2 separate regions of the Homo sapiens genome follow, and region 1 is linked to region 2. A link is a loop called in an ENCODE intact Hi-C map of the cell type or tissue named here. Cell type or tissue: heart right ventricle. All regions are shown on one strand. Each heading gives the region's core, and the rest is flanking DNA. Links, peaks and the distances in the headings are about the cores only. Region 1 has its middle 43 kb from the start of STARD3NL. Region 2 overlaps TRG-AS1 (T cell receptor gamma locus antisense RNA 1).

Region 1 (4,395 bases), core at 67-4,066, 240 kb before region 2:
AACAACAGGTATAATAAATCTATATGCTATGTTTTAACAAACAATAGAAAATGACTAGATAATCTAATCCAGAAAAAAGGAGATAGCACAAAAGAATGAAAGATAGAGGAAATAAAAATTAGAAGAGAACATTAAAATCATGAGCAATTTTTACATCTGGGAAGATAGAATAGATATACTTTTTCCTATTCTTCCTACTCAGTCCAGCTAAAAATCCTAGTTATCATATATAAAGCAAACATAGGAAGAATCTGGACAGTGGAGAGAAGATAAAATGGCTAGGGACCTTGGGACCCAAGCAACAACAAAGTGGTGCATTCCCCAGGTTGCGTTTGCTTCATATATCCGAGATTTTGAGCTGGAGAAATTGGCAACGAAGAAATGCCAAGGAGTGTGAAGAGAAAAAGTACTAACAAAACCTGCTCTCTCTAGCCAGAGGACTAGGGACAACTTAGCCTAGACAGAAAACCTTAGACAATAACCATTCTACCTTAACCAAATACTACAGAAAACAACTGTGGTCCCACCTTTGCCAGTTGTATTAGTCTGTTTGCATTGCTATACAAGAATACCTGAGACTGGGTAATTTATAAAGAAAAGAGGTTTATTTGGCTTATGGTTCTGCAGGCTGAAGAAGCATGGCACCATCATCTTCTCAGCTTCTGGTGAGGCCGCAGGAAGCTTACAATGATTGGAGGGGTGAAGGGGCAGTAGATATGTCACATGGTGAGAGAGGGAGCAAAACAGAGAGGAGGAGGTGTCAGTCTCCTTTTAACAACTAGCTCTCACAAGAACTCATAGAGTGAGAACTCATTCATCACCAAGGGGAAGGCACCAAACCATCTGCCTACATGACCTGAACACCTCCCACTAGACCCCACCTTCAATACTGGGGATTGCGTTTTAACATGAGATTTGGAGGAGATACACATCCAAATCACATTACCAGCAAAGGCAGTGATAGGGGTGTAGATTTTCACCCACATCAGGCACTCACAAGGCATTCCTAACACTCCATGGGGTGCTGTCAGAGAAGGCCAAGAAGGGAGCTGAAATTTTCATTTCTGAAGAGTGGTCATGGGACTCCCTTCCTTGAGGTATCAGTGGAAACCATGTGGGAAACCCAGACACCCACCCAGCAGGCACTAACAAAGTGCCATTCCCACTCTATGCTGCAGCAGTGTCAGAGAAGGGCTAGTGGGGAGTCAGGACTGCCACCATCACCCAACAGTAGAGAAGCCACCCTCTACCACCACTCCTGTGGTGTCAGTGGAAGACATATGATAGCAGAAATTAGGCACTCCTACTCCATCCAGCCATAAAGGTTTTAATGGAAACCTAGTGAGGAGCCAGAAATCCCATCCCCAGCCACCCAGCTGTAATAAGGAGTCATTCCCTCAGGTGTCAAAGGAGAGTGAATGGAGAACCTGGACGTCCACCATCTATCTGGAAGTAGTGAGGTAGCACCTTCCTGCCTTATTCTGCTAAGTTACTCAGCTAAAACAGAAGATTTAAATAAGATGTAGATTCTCAGAACATAATACACAAGATGTCCAGGTTCTGATTTTTAAAATCACAACAACCAGGAAGATATCAAACTGAGTGAAAAAGAAAATCAATAGATGCCACACAAGATGACAGAGATGTTACAGTTATTTGACAAAGATTTTAAACAAAAATCCCTTAATAGGCAATTATTAGCACATTTGAAATAAAATGAAATTTGAAATTTAAAAAATGGAAAGAAATGAAAGATAAAAATGAGAACTAAAAGGAAATTTCAGAACTGAAAAACGTAATAACTAAAATTTAAAAAATCAATAAATGGGCTCAATAACCATTCATTCTGAACAACAGAGAAAAGAGACTGAGGCGGAAAAAAGAACAGAGCCTTTAGGAAGCTATGGGATTATAATAAAAGGTCTTAAACGTTGCTATGATTAGAGTCCTGAAAGAAAAGAAGAAGTAAGCAGAGCTGAAAAAGTACTCAAAGAAACAACAGCTGGAAGCATCACATAAATATGTACAATTATTATGTGTCAATTAAAATCAAATAGAAAGTTTAAAAAATTTTAACTTAAAACAAGTACTTTTTTCATTAAAAAAGGAAATAATCGCTGAAAACTTTCAAAATTTGGCAAAACTATAACTCTACAGATTCCAGTGCTGAGTGAACCTCAGAGGATGAACTAAAAGAAATTCATGCCAAGATATACTGTAGTCAAACTTCTGAAAATTAAAGACAAAGTCTTAAAAGCAGTAAGAGATAAATGACAACTTACCTAAAGAAAAAGCAATTCAAATGACAGCAGATTTCCATCAGAAACCATGGAGGCCAAGAGAAAGAGACACAACATTTTTCAAGAGCTGAAAGAAAAGAGCTCTCAACCTAGATATCTCCATCCAGTGACAATATCCCCTTCAGGAATGAAGCAAAAATTAAGACATTGCCATATGAAGGTAAGCTAAGAGATGTTGTTGTCAGCCGAGTTATCCTAACTCCCCACTAGCCCTTCTCTCACATGAACTCATGGAGTGAGAACCCATTCATCACCAAGGGAAGGCACCAAAGCATTTGTAAAGGATCTGCCCCATGGATCCTTTGAAGGAGTAACTTTGAAACACCAGGAAAGAAGAAAGACCACAGTAAGTAAAAATATAAATACATTAAGTTTTCTTAACAATGTTTGATGGTGGAATCAAGCATGATAACACTGATGTGGTTTTAAATGTATGCAAAGGAAATATTTAAGGCAATTTTGTGATAAATAAGGGAGGGTAAACATATGTAAAGAGAATTGACTTCTATACTTCACTCAATGTGGTTAAAAATGACATCAATAGATTATGATATGCATATAAAATGTAATACTTGGATCAACCACTATAAAACTGTACAAAGAGATATACTAAACAGCAATATAGATAAATGTCTTAATCCATATGTGATACTATACAAAATACCATAGATTAAGTGGTTTATAAACAATAGAAATTTACTTCTTACCGTTCTGGAGACTAGAAAGTCCAAGATCAAGTCACTGGCAGATTTGGTGTGTAGTGAGGGCCAACCTCCTCATAACTTCTCAGCAAGGAAGGAACAGAGGGTATCTCTTGAATCTCTTTTAGAAGAACACTAGTACTATTCATGAGGGCTCCAGACTTATGACTTAGTTATCTCCCAAAGATGTCACTCCCTAATGCCATTGTCTTCAAGTGAGGATTTCAATACATGAATTTGGCCAAGGGACATAAACATTCAGACCATAGAAATAAATAAAAATTAAATTCTTAAAAATTTTCAAGTAACCCACAAGAAGTCAGAAAAAAAAGAAAACAAGAAATACTAAACAAAAAGAACAAAAAAAAACCAAAAAAATATAAAATGTCACACTGAAGCTCTCATACACCAATAATTACATTAAATGCAAATGATCCAAATATGTCAATTGAAAAATGGAGGTTGGCAGGGTGGACTGAAAAACATGTCCCAACTGTTTGCTGTCTACAAGAAATTCATTTCAAGTGTAAGAATATAGGCATGCTGAAAGTAAAAGCACAGAAAAAGATGTTGTGCAAATGTTAATTAAAGAAAAAGCAGAGTTAGCTGTATTAATGTTAGATAAAGTAGACTTCAAAGCAAAGAAAATTGCCAGAGACAGAGAAGAACATTTCAAAATGATAGAAGGGTCAGTCCACCAAGAAGACATAGCAATCCTAAATGTAGGTACATCAAAACAAATAAACAAGCAAACAGAAAAAAAACTGATAGCGCTGAAATGAGAAATAGATGACTCCACAATAATTATTTGAAACTTCAGCACTCATCTCTTAAAAATTGAAAAGTAAATAAATAAATGAAGCTAGCAGGGATATAGAATAACACCATCATCCAAAAGTATGTAATCAACATTTATAGAAAATTGCACCCAACAACATTAGCATACACATTCTATTCAAGTGCAGAAGGCACATTTATCAAAATAGACTATATTCCAGACTATAAGACGAACCTCAATAAATTTAAAAGAATTAAGATCATACAGAGTGTTTTCTCTGACCACGTTAAAAATAAAACTAGAAATTAATAACAGAAAGATAATAGGAAAATCTCCAAAGCCTTGGAAACTAAATAACACACTTCAAAACAATTCATGAATAAAAGAGGAATTCTCAAAGGAAATTTTTAAAATGCATTAAAATAAATGAAAATGAAAATGCACCATATCAAAAATTGTGGGACACAGCTAATGTAGTACTGAGGAGGAAATGTATAGGTTAATTGCTTATGTTAGAAAAATTTCAAATCAACAATCTAAGTTCCCAATTCAGGAACCTACATTAAGAGCAAAAAAGGAAGAGCAAAATAAACCCAGGTCAAGCAAAAGGAAGGAA
Region 2 (4,395 bases), core at 148-4,147:
TGTCGCTCCTTGCAAAAGAAGAAAATAACAAAACAAAACAAAACCCGTGATCCTCTCTGTAGGCAGCGCACTCACCAGGAGACAGGAAAGCTAGAAGCACCGCTAGGGCCCACCGCATGCCTTCCTCTCTGGGGCCTTGGAAGGAAAGGGACCAGATGAAGAGGAGCAGAAGATCCTCTTAAAACTCAGGCCCCACTCAACAAGGAAGTGATCCCTAGCACAGAAGACAGTAAGAGGAGCTGGTCTTCCTGAGTCACAGGCAGGGAGAAGTGACTGAGGATGTGTCTTAGGGGACTCCCAAGCCTTCCTCCCAGAAGCGGTGGTTCCTGGGAGGACCTGCAGAGGAGCTCCTGCCTCTCTGCTCAGGCCCGTTCTCCATCGCCCTCTTGTGGCAGCTGAGAGCAGGCCCTCTTCAGGAGAGAGCCAGGGGCATGGATTGCTCAGGCCCACAGCAGAGGGAGTGCAGATGTGGGGGAAGCTGACCCTGGCGCTAGCTGGTCATGGCCCTTGGGAGAGGGCAGTCCCACAGCAGGCTCACATCCTGCACTTCAGAGTTTCAGCAGCCAACGCAGCTGCCAGAACCTGGTCCTGCCAGGAAGCTTCTGATTAGGGCCCTGAACCACCTTCCTTTTCACATTTGCAAGTCCACATTTGCAAGTCCACCCAGGGCCATTCTGAGAAGGCTTGAGCCTGCTTTATTAACAGGACTGAGGGTCAGGCATGTTGGTTTGCCTTGGACTCTACTCAAATAAAAACAACGGCAGTGGCTCTCACTAACCATCGGTAGGACATTTTAAGCACCAAAAGAATAACACCTACACAAATTCTTGAAAAACATAATATAGCAAAATAAAGTCTCCTCTGGAGGTTGCTAAGACACCATCTCATTCTGAAAACAGAAAAGAAAATAATCAAGCATTTACCTTGCCATTTCTGTACAAACATTTTAGAATACCACAGAGCTTAAGAATGAAAGTTCTTTTTTTTTTTCTTTAGATAGATAGAGTCTCGCTCTGTGTCTCAGACTGGAGTGCAGTGGCACAATCTCAGCTCACTGCAATCTCCACCTCCGGGGTTCAAGCAATTCTCCTGCCTCAGCCTCCCAAGTAGCTGGGATTACAGGCACGCGCCACCACACCTAGCTAATTTTTATATTTTTCATAGAGATGGGGTTTCACCATGTGGGCCAGGCTGGTCTTGAACTCCTGACCTCAAGTGATCCACCCACCTCGGCCTCCCAATGTGCTGGGATTACAGGTGTGAGCCACTGTGCCTGGCCGAATGAAAGTTCTTTTGTGGAAGTATTACAACCAATAAATTTAGGAGAAATGTTAAAATGAGAATATTAGCATTATGCAACCGTAATGATATGTTGAATTTAGACAACTACCATGAATTGCTTTATAGCTTTCACGTGCCCTGGCTCTATTTCTCTCTCTACTATTCTATTTCTCTATCTCCTGCATTGCTTTCTATCACTATGTCCTTCCATCTCCGTCTTTATGTCCATATTTCTTTTTTCTCTGTCCCGTTTTTGTTCCTCCCTTTACATTTTTCCTTCTATAGCTCCCTCTTACAGCTCTCAGTCTCCTCTATTTTGCTTTAGTGCTCCTGTTTCTTACTCTGTTCATATCTTTATGTTTCTGTCTCTCTATCTGCCTATCTCTATTCATCTCTTTTTCTATTTCTCTATTTGTATCTCTCCTATCTATTTACTTTCTACCTCCTTCTCTCCTCCTCTCTTTCCATTTCTTCCTGTGGTCACTATAGCTCCTTTAAAGTCTTTGTTATTCCAACACCTGTGTCGTGTCAGGATTAGCATCTGTTGTTTGGCTTTTCCGTTTGGAGATGCTAAGATTTTCCTCGTCCTCCACATGCGGAGTAATTTCGGATTAAATCCTGTACACTTTGAATATCATGTTATAGAGCTCTGGGCATTGTTTAAATATTACACAGAATGTGGAGGGGGTTTTTTTGTTAGCAGGCAACTGACGCAGTTAGGGATTACAACTTCCTACTGGTGTTTGGTGGGCAGTTCCAGTCAGTTCCGTTTTCCAGCCTTTGCAGTACTTGTCTTGTCAGACCTGTCCTGTGTGTGCGCCACCCAGTGGCCATTCTAGGACCTGGGCAGTGCCTACTCCTGCTTCGGTTTGCAAGGCCTTTGGCTTTGGAGCTGTTTAGGGTCACGTTTATGCATGCACAGCTAGTGGGTGAGCCCAGGAGTCCAGACATCATTGCATGATGTTTCTTGCTTAATCTTCTTTCTCTCTGCAAGCTCTGCAATACTTTCTAGTTCACAGGAAATGCCCCTCCAGTCGTCTGGCCAGACAGGTGTGGCTTTAGCACACTGCATTTCCCACCATTGTGTCTCCCTCCAGGGCCAAGTGGTGAGAGGATAGAGAACAAAAACCACCAGGATTCTCTCTCAGGGCCACAGCTTCCCTGGTCAGAGAGAAGGATCCCTTTCCTAAGAGCTTTAGGCTCCTGGCTCACCATAGCTGCTGCCACTGCCACTCAGATTGCCTGGGGGCTGCGAGAGAATGGAAAAGGACAAAAAACAGAAAACCAGGGCTCTCTGACCACAGAGAGTCCCCCTTTCTCTCTGTCCTCACCTGGTGTACAGTTCTGCATTTCAGATTATCTTTGTACATATACTCTGATTATCTGAGTACAGGCCAGGGGATAATTGAGGAAAAATAAATAAGAAACTTACTGGGAATTCATAGTGCTTCACTTTCCGATTTCCTTCTCCAGTTGACTTGCTATCATTTATTTTTCAAAGTCCTCAGATTCAGGGTTCATAGTTGCATTTGTGAGCCAGACAAGGCAGTGTGGGCTCACTGCAAATTTTCCAGAAGTGGAACTCATTCTTGATAAGTCAAAGCTCCTTCGATTAAGAGGCGCCGTTTATGCCCCCCGCCTTTTTTTTTTTTTAAATACAAGAAGAACTCATAGGGCTCCAGTTCTGAATTGAGGCTTCAAGTGGCCTGATGTGCTTCTGCTAGCTCTTTGCTTTCTGTCATTGTCATTAGAACAAATCCAGGCTAGCCTGTTGGAGGATGAAACCCTGTGTGTAGTGGAGCTGATTTATTCAGACCCAGGCACTTTGACCAGGCAGTCCCCCTCCCAGCTAACCCAGCAGCTGCCTGACATGTGGCCAAGCCCAGCCAAGATCAGATGAGCTTGGTTTAGATCAGCAGAACAGTCTAGCAAACCTACGCATTTGTAAGAATTTGTAGATGATTATTGTGCTAAGCCACTGAGTTTGGGATATTTGCTACATGGCGTTATTGTGGCAATAGTATGGATAGACAGACAGACAGATAGAATATATGAAGAGAAAAGGAAAGCTAGAAATACATATAATTTTTTTTTTTTGAGACGGAATCTCGCTCTGTCGCCCAGGCTGGAGTGCAGTGACGCGATCTTGGCTCACTGCAAGCTCCACCTCCCTGGTTCATGCCATTCTCCTACCTCAGCCTCCCGAGTAGCAGGGATTACAGGTGCCCGCCACCACACCCGGCTAATTTTTTGTATAGAAATATATATAATATTTTATATATAACATATTATACATGTATAAATACATTTATGTATATTTTTACAATATATAAATATGCATATTTCTTTGTTTTTTCTCTTTATATATATTTTTCTATCTCAATATTTACCATTATTTCTGTATATTTATCTCTATCTTCCTAACACTGCCGCACTCTGTGTGTCCACGTGTATGCTTCTGTCTCCACAGGTCTATCGTTCTCTCTCTCTCCCTATCTCTCCCCCTAACTCCAGTTCTCTCTTCTTGTATCTTTCCCTATTTCTCTGTCTCTCTCCATCACTGTCCCTGTCCCTGTCGCTATATTTATATCACAGTTTCTCTCTCTTCTCTGTTGTTTTCTCTCTCTCCATCTTCCCTCCCTCTCTCGCTGTCTCTCTGTCCCTTTGTCTCTCACCCTCTCTCTGTGTTTTGTATTTCTTTCTCTGTTTTCTCTCTCTCTCCCCCGCCATGATAGAGAACTATACCTCTCCACGTGTCTCTGTCTCTTGCTCTTTTTGCTTGTATGGCCACTGTCCTAGTCATTTTCTTTCCTTCTCACTTCCACTCTGCTCTCTGTCCCTCTTCAACTTTCTACTTTCTGTTGCCGTCACTGTCTCTATATCATGCCCTCTCCCTCTTCATATGAACACTCTGTCCCCTCTTGTGTCTCTCCTTTTGTCTCTATCAAGTCCTCCTTGCCAGTCTTCTGGGGTCCTGAGGGTGTGATCTGCTCACTATGGTGGGAGAGAGGTGCAAACTCACAGATGTAAATGTTCTTCTGCTTCTCCTCGTAATTGTACCTTTACATATCAAGAGGTCAGCATTATGATGATGATGATAGAAGAATTGTTTAA

Evidence for each region. Hi-C counts contacts between places; a loop is a spot of excess contacts. Peaks named below come from ENCODE experiments on the same cell type or tissue, not always from the same donor. Only the 100,000 strongest peaks of a DNase experiment are listed, where the experiment ranks them.
Region 1: it touches region 2 in a loop (3-fold over the local background); 1 of 110 quality-filtered maps calls a loop at or near these places.

What each region holds. Positions count from the first base shown.
Region 1 is chr7:38,132,707-38,137,101 of GRCh38, forward strand. No RefSeq gene overlaps it. Among named protein-coding and RNA genes, the nearest start is that of STARD3NL, 43 kb to the right of the region's middle. In heart right ventricle, for the core only: no CTCF peak of the experiment used is centred there; no DNase peak of the experiment used is centred there.
Region 2 is chr7:38,367,938-38,372,332 of GRCh38, forward strand. All of the region lies in intron 3 of TRG-AS1 (T cell receptor gamma locus antisense RNA 1), which reads left to right. It also overlaps TRG and the pseudogene TRGV1. Among named protein-coding and RNA genes, the nearest start is that of TRG-AS1, 29 kb to the left of the region's middle. RefSeq lists enhancers at 144-233, 2,218-2,267. In heart right ventricle, for the core only: CTCF peaks have their summits at 398 (motif pointing left) and 2,119 (motif pointing left); DNase peaks (open chromatin) are centred at 394 and 2,104; H3K4me3 peaks cover 381 bases; H3K27ac peaks cover 2,138 bases.